Linked DNA regions of Homo sapiens: region 2 is linked to region 1. A link is a loop called in an ENCODE intact Hi-C map of the cell type or tissue named here. Cell type or tissue: endothelial cell of umbilical vein. All regions are shown on one strand. Links, peaks and the distances in the headings refer to the core of each region. The heading gives the core; the rest is flanking DNA.

Region 1 (7,435 bases), core at 817-5,816:
CCGGAGACAAATGAGGAACTCCCCAGTCAAAGCCAATCGCAGTCTACTGGGGGATGAAAACAATGTACTTATGTGGTAAGCCTATAAAGAGGTGCTTTTCTGATATTTTCTAAAACCTAAGCTTTTTTTTTTTTAATTCTACACAAGGAAGTGTTACACAGAGGCCCTGTTACAGCTGTTGCTTCACAAAAGTTGCATCAGTTTTCAGTGGCAATATTAGCATTTAACTGTGCTAGAGCACCAATAGACACACACATCCTGAGAAATCAAGTAATTCATTTCCTCTTTCAATTCTAAGTATTTCATTGATGCATCCTTAAGTCTCTACGAAATGTGTTAATTTCCAGGGAAGAAAGGTAATCAGTAATGCTATTCTAAAATAAAACAACTAATTAAATTTTTTTTAAAAAAGAAGACAGAAGTAGAATCATTGCGACTATTTCTTGATTAAGTAGCCTAAGTACATTCATCAGTGGTGTCGTTTTCTGGTTTCCAACAACATAATTTTGTTTGTTGATTATTTTATCCAAAGATATTGCTATACTAAATATCCTGCCAACAGATGTTTCCTCCGGTTTATAGATGTTCACACTTGGTCCCAGACTCTCTTCTAGGTGCTGAGGATACAGCCGTGGACATCTAGCCCCAGTGCAGCTTGTATTCTGATGGGATAGGAGGTGAACCCCAGCAACTGAGCTCCTTTGTTCATGGCAATAAGCCGCCCAGAGCTGACTCCCATTCGGCTGACCACACTGGCTGTGAGCTGCAGCATTTCGGCTTCACGTCCAGGACCTCAGAAGTACAGCAGGAAACTTGACCTAGTCCTCTTCCAGACTTCAGGCCCTTCCCTAACCCCAGCAAGACCAGCCAACAGGTTTCAGCTCCCAACACAGGGCGGATCTCAAACATAACAGGTGACTCAAATGCAGTCTGCGATAGAGTTGGCGCTTTGATGAGTGTCTGGCCCCAGGAGAAGGATTTCAGAAAGCTCAGTTCACAGCACACATCTGGAGGGGCATCCTCAGGGCTTGGGTTTCTGGCAGGCATCTGGGCTGAGGGACTAGCAGGGCTGTCTATGCGCTCACACAGGAAGCCCCGAGAAACATGCCACCCGTGGCAGCCAGCTGGGCTTTCCGCAGAGCCAGGGTTCTGTCCCACTTGTGAGCTGCTTATCTCATCCTCCACCCACACCCCAGGGAGGCAGTGAAGGGCTTTCAGGCAGGAGCAGCCTCATAAGCACTATAATAATGTCAGTTGACTTGAGTTGACTAATATCATGACAGCGTGTTGCAGTCTTCAGAGAAAGATACTAAAATGGTTGTGCTATTACGGATCTCAGAGCATTAAGGAAAGTTGACCAGCTTTCACTGGGCTGAACCAAGGGGTGAAGCAGTCAGAGACAAGGCTGGGACTTTCCTGTTTCTGTAAAACATACTTCTTTCCATTCAAAAAGTTTTGGACAGGCAATATGCAAAAAGACAACTGCTGAATGATTCCACTTGTATGAGGCACCTAGAGGAGTCAAAGTCACAGAGACAGAAAGTAGAATGGTGGGTGCCAGGGACTAGGGGGAGGGGAATGAGAAGTTCGTGTTTAATGGGTACAGTTTCAGTTTGGAAAGATGCAAAGGCTTCCGGGATGATGGTGATGTTTGCACCATAATGTGAATGTACTTAATGAATGCCACCAAATGGTACGCTTAAAAATGCTTCAAATAGGCCAGGTGCAGTGGCTCATGCCTGTAATCCCAGCACTTTGGGAGGCTGATGTGGGCGGTTCACCTGAGATCAGAAGTTTGAGACCAGACTAACCAACATGGAGAAACCCCATCTCTACCAAAAATGCAAAATTAGCTGGGCATGATGGTGCACGCCTGTAATCCCCGCTACTCAGGAGGCTGAGGCAGGAGAATCGCTTGAACCCAGGAGGCAGAGGTTGTGGTGAGCCAAGATCGTGCCATTGCACTCCAGCCTGGGCAACAGAGCAAGACTCTGTCTACAAAAAAAAAAAAAAAGCTTCAAACGGTAAATTTTATGTTGTGTATATTTTACCACAATTAAAATGTATGGAAATATTTATTCTGATTCTTCAGTTAGATCATTTGTGGGTTAAATATGCCCCATGTAGCATTTCTTTCTGTAAATATACTGCCCCATCCCCCACATGGTATTAGACTGAGATTCCTAAGGGTAGAAACTATTTATCATTCATCTTTTTAGCCCCACTCCACCCAGTACAAAGCTCTATATAACATACCACTGGATAAATGTTATTTAAAGAAAAAAATGGATGAACAAGTGAACTCAGAATTCCCATACCGTTGCACCACGTTTTTTTCTAAACATGTGTTCACAGAATAGTAGCAGCAACAATGAGCATTATGAATGCCCTGTATTCAGAGTAAATAAGACTGTCAATCCAAAAGAAAAAGAAATAGTTAAGTGCATATATCTAGCCATATTGAAAGTTTCCTACCCTAAGTCCCCAGACAGCCCTCACTTGACTCTCATGAGTAGTAGGAGTGATAAACGAATGAATAAATGAATGACTTTTCTTCCTGGTCCACAGGCTTAGATTTTCCCAGTCTGGATATCAAGGGCATTCCATGCAGTGAGACTTTAAAGTCTCTAGAGAGGGACAGGAACCACCTGAAGTTGTTTCAGCTTAGACGTCCCTTTCCTTAGTAGCTCCTTCCTCCAGGGTGAGGCAGGAAGTGATCGCCAGCTGCCTCCCTGTTGACCAGGCTATGAAACCTTTTACAGTCACTTGGCTTCACTTCTGTGCTGTTTTTTTGGGTGAAGACTTTCTCATTTTCTGGTAAAGCAGATATTTAAGGGGCAGGAAACTCAACATCAAAAGACCGGAACAGAAGAGAGAAATCCTTGCATTATTCGGAACCAGCGAGTATGTATGGTGCAGGCAACTGAAACACCCTCTCTCTCTGCCTTTTTTTTTTTTTTTTTTGCATTGAACACTCTCAGTGTCTTCAAATTCCTAAGATTTTTTTCTTAACATCTCACATTTTATTAAATAAATCCAACCGCTGTGTATCACCGTCATTCTTAGCAAAGAATACATTAGCTATTTTCTTTGCAAAACAAAACCTAACTCTCATCTAAATAAAATCTACATGCAAAAGTAAGTGATATTTTCTGATCAGTACAATAGAATTGCCGTAAGTTTGGTCAAGGCTCTTGGCCTGCTTTCTAAAGATGTCCCTAGTATCTAGAGAGATCTCAAAATCTGTAATCATCGTGGGAAAACTTTTTCTGTGTTCAGAAATTCAGGATGACAAGAACTATCATTTTGGCAATATCTTAGAGGAGAATCTGAAAAGCTTCTGGCCACAGAAACGCCTAAATATGCTGTAGAAAAATAATAAGTGTGGTGTTAAAAGCACAGCTGAAATGAGTGAAGGAAATCCCAGAGACTGAGTATAAAGAAGGTCTGAGCACAAGAAAAAGTGCTGACACTTGGCTGCCTGAGCAGTGGGAGATCCGCTGAGGGAAAACAAGGTCACCTCAAGTTTCATAACCACAGACCACACTTCACATGGGTTTGGAGCTTAAGTTTACTCACCTGTATGGTCTAGGAAAGCTACGTCAATTAATTAACATAAAAGGAGTCCCAATATCACAAGAGCACTTGCCAAAACAAATAAAAAACTTCTCTATAGAAACCAATCTTCAACCTCTGCCACACAAGATTCCCATAGTGAGCACATTCTTTTAAATAGAAGCTCACAATCGAAAATTACAAAATGCGTTTAGAGACATGAGCAAGAGTGCACTACAAACAAGAATAAACAGACACAACGGGCGGCACAGGTAATGAGTCCCCAGAACCCCCAGAACATCAGCTAATAGAACTATCAGAAGGAGGATATGAATTGTTGTTAACATAACTGAAATGTAAAAGGAGAAATCAAAATTTTGAGAAAATAAATTTAAAAGACCAGGCATATTTGAAAAAGTACCATATGTTACCTCTAGAAATGAAATGTGTAACATTAAAAATAAAAACTTAATAAACGGGGCAAAGATTGCCAAAGAGAGAATTGATCATCCAGGAAGTGGTTTGGAAACAAATTACCTAGAATGCAACACAGAAAGATAAAGATATTTCTTACATGAAAGAGAACTTAAATACATGGAAGATGAAATGAGAAGCTCTAGCATGCATTACATAGGAGCTCCAGAAAGAAAGAATGGGGTAAGAGGCAATATTTTAAGATAGTGTCTGACAGTTTTCTAGAACAAGATGAAAATCAGATTCAGGTAGCATAATTAGTTCAAAACGAGATATAAAAATCTAGAGGCATTATAAGGAAAAGCTGCCAAAGGGCAAAATCAATTGGGAAAAAAAAAAGAAAAGATTACTTTCAAAGAAACAACAGTTTGACAGCAGACTTAAAAAAAAAAAAAAACTTTTACTTTAGGTTCAGGGGTACATGTGAAGGTTCGTTATATAGGGAAATTTGTGTCACGGGGGTTTGTTGTACAGACTATTTCATCACCCAGGTATCAAGCCCAGTATCCACTAGTTATCTTTTCTGCTCCTCTCCCTCCTCCCACCCTCCACCTTCAGGTAGACCCCAGTGTCTGTTATTCCCTTCTTTGTGTTCATGAGTTCTCATCATTTAGCTCCCACTTACATGTGAGAATGTGTGGCATTTGGTTTTCTGTTCTTGCATTAGTTTGCTTAGGATAATAGCCTCCAGCTCCATTCATGGTCCCACAAAGGACAAGATCTCATTCCTTTTTTATGGCTGCATAGTACTATATGATGTATGTATACCACATTTTCCTTATTCAATCTGTCATTGACGGGCATTTAGGTTGATTCCACATCTTTGCTATTGTGAATAGTGCTGCAATGAACATTCACGTGCATGTGTCTTTACTGTAGAATGATTTATATTCCTCTAGATATATACCCAGTAATGGGACTCCTGGGTCAAATGGTAGTTCTGTTTTTAGCTCTTTGAGGAATTGCCATACTGCTTTCCACAGTGGTTGAACTAATTTACGCTCCTACCAACAGTGTATAAGTGTTCCCTTTTCTCTGCAACCTTGCCAGCATCTGTTTTTGTTTATTTTTGATAATAGCCATTCTGACCAGTATGAGATGGTATCTCATTGTGGTTTCAATTTGCATTTCTCTAATGACCAGTGATGTTGAGTTTTTTTCATATGCTTGTTGACTGCATGTGTGTCTTCTTTTGAAAAATGTCTGTTAATGTTCTTTGCCCACTTTTTAATAGGGTTGTTTTTGTCTTATAAATTTAAGTTCCTTATAGATGCTGGATATTAAACCTTTGTCAGATGCATAGTTTGCAAATATTTTCTCCCATTCTATAGGTTGTCTATTTACTCTCTTGATAGTTTCTTTTGGATGGCAGACTTTTCGGTGACAACAATAGAAGTCAGAAGTCACTGGGATATTTTCAAAGCACTGAGAAATAAGCAATGATCTTAGTCTGCAAACTAAAAATAGTAAAGAAACAAACTAAGGCTAAGTTGCAGATCATGCCTAGTGTTACTCATATGAAGTTATACATGTATGAAGAGCTGGATCCATGGAGGTGTGACTTGGGCAGTTACACAGGGTGCCGCTCTTGGTCTGATGCTCTGTTGTCACAAGCTTGAAATTCTTAATAATGTTTTAACAAGGAGCTCTGAAGTTCTGTTTCTCACTGGGCCTTACAAATTATGTAGCCAGCCTTGTATGTAGGCCCTGAAGACCTGGTATCACTCAGAAACAAGGAAATCGCATTCTATACAATGTGTGGTCAGGCTTAGTAAAATGAAGCAAATGTTAAGCAGAGAAACCTAGGTCTTGTAGCTTGAAAGACAGAAAGAGGGGTTTATGCAAACATATTTGATAAACTTTGTCCACTGAAAGTGTTCAAGTCCTTTGTACATGAGAAGGGAAGGATGAGCCAAGCACCGGCAAGAATGGTCCCAAGAAGGAATGAGAAAGTCACCAAAATGCCAACATCTGTTAAGCCAGGTGATTTGCACCATGTACCAAGGATCTGAACATAAGAGAGGAGTAGATAGTGCTCCCTTTAGCAGCATAGGTACTAAAAAAAGGAGTGGAGAGAGAAACAGACAGTGGCAAGAAAAATGCCTTTCTCAAAGACATCTAGATAAACACTCACCATCAGAAGTATCAGTGATATCTGAATATTGGTACAAATCAGACAGCTAGAAACAATAATACCAGTTTAAAAAATCTAGGTCCTTCAAATTAGACAAGGCCCTTATAATAGGTATAATGAGGAAAAGATACTGTAAAACCTTTCATGATCAATCTAATTGTTCAATTCTTTCATTATCAGGAGATTCGGGTAATATTAGAAGGTACCTTAAAAGGGAGGAAAAAGGAGCAATATTAGTATGAAACTATCTGATTCATTATTTTTTCAAAGACTCAAGTTTATGGCCCTCGATGATAATGGATTCTATCCATTAAAACAGTTTTTCACTATTACCCTGACTTCTGAGGAAATGTGGAGTTAATTGGTCTATTTGCATTGTATTTGCAGCCATCTTGGTCCATTAGACAGAAAAGTATCACAACATCTATTAGATAGTACCATTTTTAGGACTAAAAATTCAGAGTTTCAAAACAGGCTTGTAATATCAAAACTAAAATGGAAATTTTTCATCTGTAGTTTTTCCAAGGTTGTGTGGGGTTAGATGTGATAACATGGTGCACCAAGGTGAAGTGGCAGATGAGAGAGACAGAGAATACAATGACTGCAAGTCTGTATTTGGTTCTGGGAGCCAAGTCTGCAGTAGATCTAGAGAGAGTTTTTATAGGAACTATCTGCGACTATCCTAGTTTAGGTTGAAAGAGGAGATTTCCCAGGAAGTAAAATTAATAAGCATTTGGAAAGAGACTATTTGGATATAAGTCACGATTTTCATACTGGAATGGGAGGGTATGGAGTCTCCTCTTCTGGATGTCTTTGAAAAAAAATCAATTCTTTAATAGTTGAGGACACTATTTCCCAAGCTGGGATTTCTGTTCTGTGTGGCATGGTAACAGGAGTGGTACTTGGGGGACTGGAGGGATGAGTTCAGAAAGGGCTCCCCACATGGGTTGGCATGAGCATTGCCGGAGTGTCCACCAAGCCTGCATGTCTCCTTCCTTCTACTCACACTTCTCCTCATTTCCCTAGAAAACTCCCTGAAAACGCCTATCTTGGCCAGTTTCTCTCCTTGCTGGGACTAGCTGTGATGTGGAGGTGACAAGATGTTTGTGCATAAAAGGCTTAAATAAGGGACATTAAGTATCAGGGCTTGCCTAAAGATGCAAAAAATGGTCGTGTCATCATGGCCTCCTCTTAAATTCTTAGACTCTTCCTCCTTCGAAGATTCCTTCAGATTTGCTTTGGTGGCCAAACGTCTGCTCCTTCCTCTTTTTT
Region 2 (7,435 bases), core at 928-5,927, 49 kb after region 1:
TGGAAATGTTCTCTACCTGGATCTGGGAAGTGATTGCACAGGTGGATGCAAATGTGAAAAGTTATTGAACTGTACATTTCAGATCTGCACATTTAATTGCATGAGTTATGCCTCAAAAAAATCTGGTGGGAAAAAAATCAAGAATGGATCAAATAGGCTACGTGAGGAGGTAATGACTCCTCTGCTCCTAGAAGCATTCAGACCTAGGCTCTGTGACTGTTCAGTGTGGCCACAATTTGAGCATCAGGGGATGGGGCTGCAGGCTGCCCTGCTTTCAAGGGACCTCAGTAGTTCTGGGAATCCAAGGGCTGGCAAGGAAGCCACATCCTCATACAGCTCCTGCTGACATCTGCCCAGGCTGGGTCTGTCCCTGTGGTTTCCTGGGGGCCGTAAGCGCTGCCACTGTCCTGCATAGAGGGCTTCCTCCGTGCCCTCCTCCAGTCACACACACACCATAGAGCCAGGCAGTGCCTCCAGACCCACTCCTATATCTTGCCCAGTCTCTTGCCTGACCCTTCCCTAGACCCACGATGTGCCCCAAGACTCCTCTCAGTCTTGCAGACCTTCCCTTGCTCGTGGCCCTCCTTTGCCCAGGAGAGGGATGGTGCTTCCCAGCTCTGGACCCCATAGCCCAGGCCAGCCCAGACTTGCCCAAACTCAGTGCCTGGTAGCCCCCTTCCCTTACACATCCTGGGCTCCCAAGCCCCCAAGCCTCAACTAAAGCTCAGTCCCTGTGTTTGAAGGCCCTGTGTGTCTGAGATGAGCCCCGAGCTGGGCTGGCCTGACACCTTCCCACAGGAGTCCCCATGTGTGTCCTGACAGGAGCTCACACACCCAGTCCCATATCTGCAGGACAAAATTCTCTCGACAGCCTAAGGCCCCTCGTGTAGACATGCTTACTTAAACATGGCATTGTATGTCACTCACCCATCTCATTTCTGCATCAGAACCAGTTGGTTCAATGTCCTTGTCCCAAAACAGAAAGCTATAAATTCCTTCGTTCAATTTGATGACATAAGTAAACATGGATTCAAAGAGTTTAGCTCCAAGGTTGCTCAGTGTGAGGAATTGACTGTGACTAAGGATTTATCCATCATGAAGCTGAAGGACTCTCAAAGAACAAACATGGCAACAGCAATAAATCAGGAATTACAGAAATAACAGCAGACACATAAGTCCTTCCAGGAGGCTGCCTCCAAGAACTGGGTAAGACAAGACCCCAGGACTCCTGTTCTGAGCACCTCCCAGCAGGCACACCCAAGTCAATCTGCTCTGTCAGTCCTCACCTGAAGAGGCAGACTTAAATTCCCACTCATCAAATGGGAAGACTGAGATCACACAGGCTAGCGTGTGGCTGATCTGGGGTGCCAGAGAAAAAAATCAATCGCACCTGCCCAAAAAGTTTTCAGGATGCTGCTGGAGAGACAACCAAGAGCAGCTAACAGTGCGCTTAACACTTACTGAATGGCTATTTTGGCTAGGCAGTTTTCTATGGCTCTTTGTAAGTATCATCCTACACTGTGTGTATTAATACATTCAATGCTCACAGCAACCTTCTCAGAATAATACTATTATTGCCTGGCATTTTAAATCCAAAAAAATCAGGCCCCTGAGAGGTTATGCAAGCACACGGTCATATAGCTGATAAAAAAAATGCTTTTTTTTTTTTTTTTACTTATTTGTTGTTTCTTGCCAGTGTCTACCACTAGAATGAGGGGAAAGGTTGATAGCTGTTTCTTCAGTGCCCAGCTGAGTGCATAGCACATTGCAGATGTTCAATAAATATCTGCTGAATGAATGTCTGACTGGGCCAGGACTTGAACCCAGTAGTCTGGTTCAGAACTAAGCTCATAAACAGTCAAATAACAGTGCAAAGTCAAATATTGATCCAGGAAAATAATGCAAGTGTTGTCACAAGGTATTGAGAATAAATTTCAGTTAGGTATAAGGAAGACCAGGAGGGCTATGATACCAGGGTGGGTTGGTAAGGAAGATCTGAAATCTTCTTATCTAGAACTTGTTAGAACTAATCAAGGTCAAAGTGACCTCTTCATACCCCTCCCTACATAGAGGACACAAAAAACCCTGTCAGGGAAGAGCAAAAGGGGTTAAAGTATTAGCCAGCCAGGGTTCCTACAGGGCGCAAGGAGCCCTAGTTTTCTAAGTTCCCCACGGCAGATGGCTTACTCCATTACTCTGACTCCTGCTCCCTGGGCTGCTGACTTAAACCCTCTCAAGTGTGAAGGGACATCCCATGGCCCACCCCTAAACTGTGCATCAGTTCCTCTGCCTGGATCCCTTAAAGAAAGTCATCCCTTTGGCCGCAACCCCACCCCAGAGCTGGGAAATTCCAGGTGAGAAGCCTTGAGCTCTCCGGCTCCAAGATCTAGGAGAAGCTTGGGCAGGACTTCCCTTCCCTCATCTGCAAGGCCCAGGAGATGCCTGAAACCAGCGCCTCACAGCCTGCAGTGAGCAGACATATCTCCTGGTCTTTTGCCAAAAGTGGATTCTGACTTAGTCCATATGAGATGGGCCTGAAATTGGACATTTATAACAAACTTCCAGGGGATGCCCCTGCTGCTGGTTCCTGGGCCACATTTTGAGAAAACAGACTGTAAATAATCCCACTTTCATTTGTTTGTTTTCTGCCAAAACTTATTCTTCAACTAATCTTAAGAAAGGACATAGTTATAAATCTATATAAAGACTGCATACCCACAAGGGTGCTTAGGAGGGTGTCCACCCTTTCATTTAAGGGCCTTCTGTGTGCCAGGAACAGGGATTAAGGTGGACAACTGTCCTCGTCCTCGTGGAATCCACAGTCTACACAGGAGACAGTTAAAGGAGCAAGCCCAATGCAGGATGGGCAGTGTGGAGGCCAGGTGCCCTGGGGACTGACGGAAGACTTCCTGGAGGAAGTGACATTTGAGCTGGACAACTGGAAAGAGTGTATTGTGGGATCCCTGGCCCAGGACTCTCTAGCTGTTCCTACCAATGCCCGCCAGCCCTTCTCCGTCAGGCTTCCTGACTATTTTTGTCGTTTGTCATGGCCCACTTGGAAATAATATTTGTAGGAGATAAATGGGGGAGACAGCTCACAGCCAGAGGGCTAAGCAGATCACTACCCCAACACACACCCCTAACCACTGGGGCACCCGGTTGGGGGCTTCCACCCCAAGCCCACTCAGACATGCCTGTCCTAAGGAGCATATGGCAAGGGCCCCCACAGTACACGTGGAAAGTGCTTGATGATTTTCAAATCACTTTCACATAGGTTTTCTCATTTGAGTCTCACAACCAGGGCAGGCGTTATTGACCCCGTGTTATTGGTGGGGGGAAGAAATGAGCTGTGAAATGACTCAGCAGGGCCCATGGTGAGTCAGCACCAGGACTAGGCGGGCAGGCCTACAGAAGGACGTTCAGGCCTCAAAATAGGCTAAGCTGCATTGCCACAAATTTTTAAAAGAAGAAAAATGATGATGTGGAAGTACCACCCTTCCTGGGGGGAAAAAACAAAAAACAAACAAACAAACAAACAAACAAACAAACAAAACACTGTCTGTTTCTCTTAAATGCTCTAGACTCTTCCCACCTTCACATTTCAATGGTTGTCCATTGAAATCTATACATTGGCTGCTACTGCCCCTAAGATTCTGAGAACACCTGGCGAATCTCCTCCATGGTGAAAAGCTTGCCTTTCCTCAATACAGCAAAAGCCCTGTAAATGGAACAGTCCACAGTTCGGGAAGACTCAGTGACATAACCTAGAAATAGTTGACTCTAAGCAAGTGGAAGCAATTGCCGATTCAGGATACACACCAGACTTTTCCACAGCTGCGTCAACAATAGCTATAGGAAAGAAATCAAGACAGTACAGGAGGCTTTGGCCACAGATCCCAGGTACCTAAATCAGCCAAGCTTTGGAAGGAAGCCACTTCAAATGTTCATGTTCAAACAATGCTGCAATATTTCTTTGTTTCCACTGAGGTTTCCACTGAATAACAGCTGTCAACAACTCAGGAAGACGGTGGTTTGGTCCAAGTCTTTCTTCTTTGTAAGTGTTCTTTTATAAACATTATATTGCTCTTTTCAGCAAGGGCAATATAAAGGCATGTACAATTATTCCAGAGGGGCCACATATGTCCACATGTGTTCATGGCTTTATTTAGTGTCTGCATCTGAGAGGTGAAACAAAAGTCCAACATATTTTTAAAAAGTATTCTTAAATATATTGTTGAAGGAGGAGGTCATGGAAACACTTTCTCCTATCTGCTAGAAGGGTCCTCTGGTCTCAACAAAAGTTTCAATAGAAGAAATGGTGGTCAGCATGGGCTGCAGGAAGTGGGGAAGGGAAGTTGGCGTTTAGTGGGTTAGCATTCCATTTGGGAAAATGAGAACGTTCTGGAGATGGATGGTGGTGATGGTTGCAGAATAACATGGATGTACTCAGTGTTCCAGAACTATGCACTTAAAAATGGTGAAAATGGGCTGGGCACAGTGGCTCACACCTGTAATCCCAGCACTTTGGGAGGCCGAGGCATAGGCAGATCACTAGGTCAGGAGATCGAGACCATCCTGGCTAACATGGTGAAGCCCCTTCTCCACTAAAAATACAAGTAATTAGCCGGGCGTGGTGGCTGGTGCCTGTAGTCCCAGCTACTCGGGAGGCTGAAGCAGCAGAATGGCGTGAACCCGGGAGGTAGAGCTTGCAATGAGCCGAGATCACGCCACTGCACTCCAGCCTGGGTGACAGAGCGAGACTCCGTCTCAAGAAAGACAGACAGACAGACAGACAGACAGACAGAAAGAGGTCAATTTAACACTATGTATTTTTCACCATAATAAAAAGCATGCCCAAAACAAGTTTTGATAAAATTTTTAAAAACTATCATCATGCTGAAAAGAATCTAGGAGATTTTAAATGTTTATTATACTCTTCTGCTTCATGTTTAACAATAGCCCATGTGGGCTGGGCATGGTGGCTCATGCCTGTAATCCCAACAGTTTGGGAGGCTAAGATGGGAGGATCACTTGAGCCCAGGAATTTGAGAACAGCCTGGGCAATATAGTGAGACCTCATCTCTACAAAAAAAATAGTAAGAAAATTAGCCAAGTACAGTGGCCCATGCCTGCAGTCTTAGCTACTTGGAGGCTGAGGCAGGAGGATCAAGGCTGCGGTGAGCTATGATTGTGCCACTGCACTTCAACCTGGGAGAGAGTATGAGATCCTGTCTCTAAAAGGAAAAAACAAAGAAAAGGAATAGCCCATGTGACTTCACCTAATCATGAACTCTGCATTCAGAGTACCTGATCTGCTGTGCACACTCAGGAATCGTGGACATCCGGGACTGCTGGGCCTCCCATGCCCGTCCCCAGCCAGGCCAGTGTCTGAGCCATGCCCTGCAGCAGCAGTGCTCTGCTTCCTGGGCTGCCCATAGGGGCTGTAGGCAAGTTCTCACCCGGCCCTCTCATCTGGACAGCTACATCTGTCACAATGGGTTCAAGTGACCGAACCAATGAGATCACAGGAAAAAGTCAAGAACTGATTCTTCTAACTCTTTGCTCAGCTAGCCAAAGCTTTTGGTGTTTTCAGTCAACTGATTCCAGGCAAACATTTCCTAGGTTACAACGTGCAGCCCACCTCACCACCATCTTGAGACAGCTCCACAGTTGGCTGTCAGGCTGGACAGTGGCTCAAGGGCACAGTTGCGGGGTACATTGTCTCTCACCTGCTGTCCAGGAGTGCCCTGTGGGACTCACCAGGAGGTACATCTTGTGATGGATGTTGAAACAAGAAACCCAAACATTGCTGGAAGGACCTCTGCTTTCTAGTTCTGAAATCGTTTTTCATCTTTCCTCCATTAAAACAGTTCTTCTGAAGTCATTTTTTTTCCATGGATAAGATGTGTTGTCTTCCCAATGCCTTGCCCATAGACAAACCCCAAAACAAGAATACTTATTGCTTATGGATTGCCTACCAAGGGCCAGAGGCCCCACTCTAGCATCTCTTGTAATTTTCCTAAGAGCCCTGCAGGAGTTTTTATCCCACTTGAGGGATAAGGGGAATGAGGCTCAGAGATGTCAAGTAACTTTCCCCAGCTCACACAGCCAGGGAGTGGCAGAATCAGACTCAACCCCAGATCTGCCTCCCTCCATAACCACACTACCTCTGAAAAGAAACACAAAACTTGGAGAGCTCCACACCACACAACTCACACCGATCCTGAGTTCAGCTGTGACATCCGGATATTTGCAGAACTCTGGGTCAGTGATTGAAATGATCTGTTTTCAGAACAGAGGCCGCCCCAGATGCTAACCACCTCGCAGCCCCCTGTGGAATGGCTACCACCCAGGAGGCCCTCAGGAATGATGTCTAGTCACAGAATTCAACGTTGAATGCTATTTGTGTTAGTTGCCTGGATGTAGCCCATTCAATAATTCAGCATCAGAATGATAACAAACCACATGAAAGAGATCAGCACATGCTGTGGAAGGCTGCTTGACAGAGCAAGGCAACACCACGGTATCAGGTTTTCCCCTAAAATTAGTCTCCATACGGTACTCATAACGCTGTCTGGACTTCAGGCAAAGAACTGGCCGGTTGGCAGCATCCATTTACAGAATACATTCCCACAGCGTACCTGGAAAATCACATTCACATCTAACACCGAGGATCTGGCCAGCCCTTCCGTGGGAAGCGAAGCCAAGGTGAGAGAAAGTATCTCTGATGGGGCGGAGGAGAACAGATGGGCACAGGGTCTGTACACGCCCCAGTGAGTGAGGAAGGGCAGTCCGTCCAGAGGGCAGGTGAAAAGCAATACCTAGAACATTGATGGAGGCCCTTGTCTGTTCCAGGGGGAGGGGGCTCAAGGGGTCCCGGACCCCTTTCTCTCGAATTCAGGCAAACCAATGCTCCCCAACCCCAGCTGACAAGCATCGGCTCTGACCTCATTGCCTTGTTTGTAAGCCCTCCCACATCATCTGCAGGGGTGAGCATGCATAATCAGGCAAAAGAAAAGACCTTGGAACATGTGGTTCTGGAAAATATTTCTAGTTAATTCAGAGGTTCTCCAACTTCATCGTGCATCAGAGCCCCCTGGCAGGCTTGTGAAAACACATGTTGTGGGCCCCAGCCCCAGGGTCTCTGATTCAGCAGGTACTGGGTGGAGAATTTGCTTCTCTAAGTTCCCAGGTGATGCTGATGATGCTGGCCCAAGGACCACACTTTGAGAACCACCAGTCTAATTATTTAAAGTAAGTGATCTAAGGGCATGAGAACATTGCTCTGAATAACAAGGATATTATCATCGAATGCCTCCCATGTGCCAGACACTTTACTGCCTTGGATATTTACAACCCCCTTGCCAAGTAGGAATTAGTATCTCTGCTTCACAGACTAGAATGCTGGGGCTCAGGAGTTGAGTGACCTGCCTAA

The links. Hi-C counts contacts between places; a loop is a spot of excess contacts. Peaks named below come from ENCODE experiments on the same cell type or tissue, not always from the same donor. Only the 100,000 strongest peaks of a DNase experiment are listed, where the experiment ranks them.
Region 2: a loop joins it to region 1, with 5 times the contacts of the local background. A loop is called at or near these places in 4 of 110 quality-filtered maps.

What each region holds. Positions count from the first base shown.
Region 1 is chr1:234,841,933-234,849,367 of GRCh38, forward strand. All of the region lies in intron 2 of LOC107985365 (a long non-coding RNA gene), which reads right to left. Among named protein-coding and RNA genes, the nearest start is that of LINC02961, 86 kb to the left of the region's middle. RefSeq lists enhancers at 243-312, 1,112-1,231 and a silencer at 7,270-7,435. In endothelial cell of umbilical vein, for the core only: no CTCF peak of the experiment used is centred there; a DNase peak (open chromatin) is centred at 2,739; H3K27ac peaks cover 1,491 bases.
Region 2 is chr1:234,890,596-234,898,030 of GRCh38, forward strand. No RefSeq gene overlaps it. Among named protein-coding and RNA genes, the nearest start is that of LINC02971, 63 kb to the right of the region's middle. In endothelial cell of umbilical vein, for the core only: no CTCF peak of the experiment used is centred there; DNase peaks (open chromatin) are centred at 3,356 and 3,886; H3K27ac peaks cover 1,751 bases.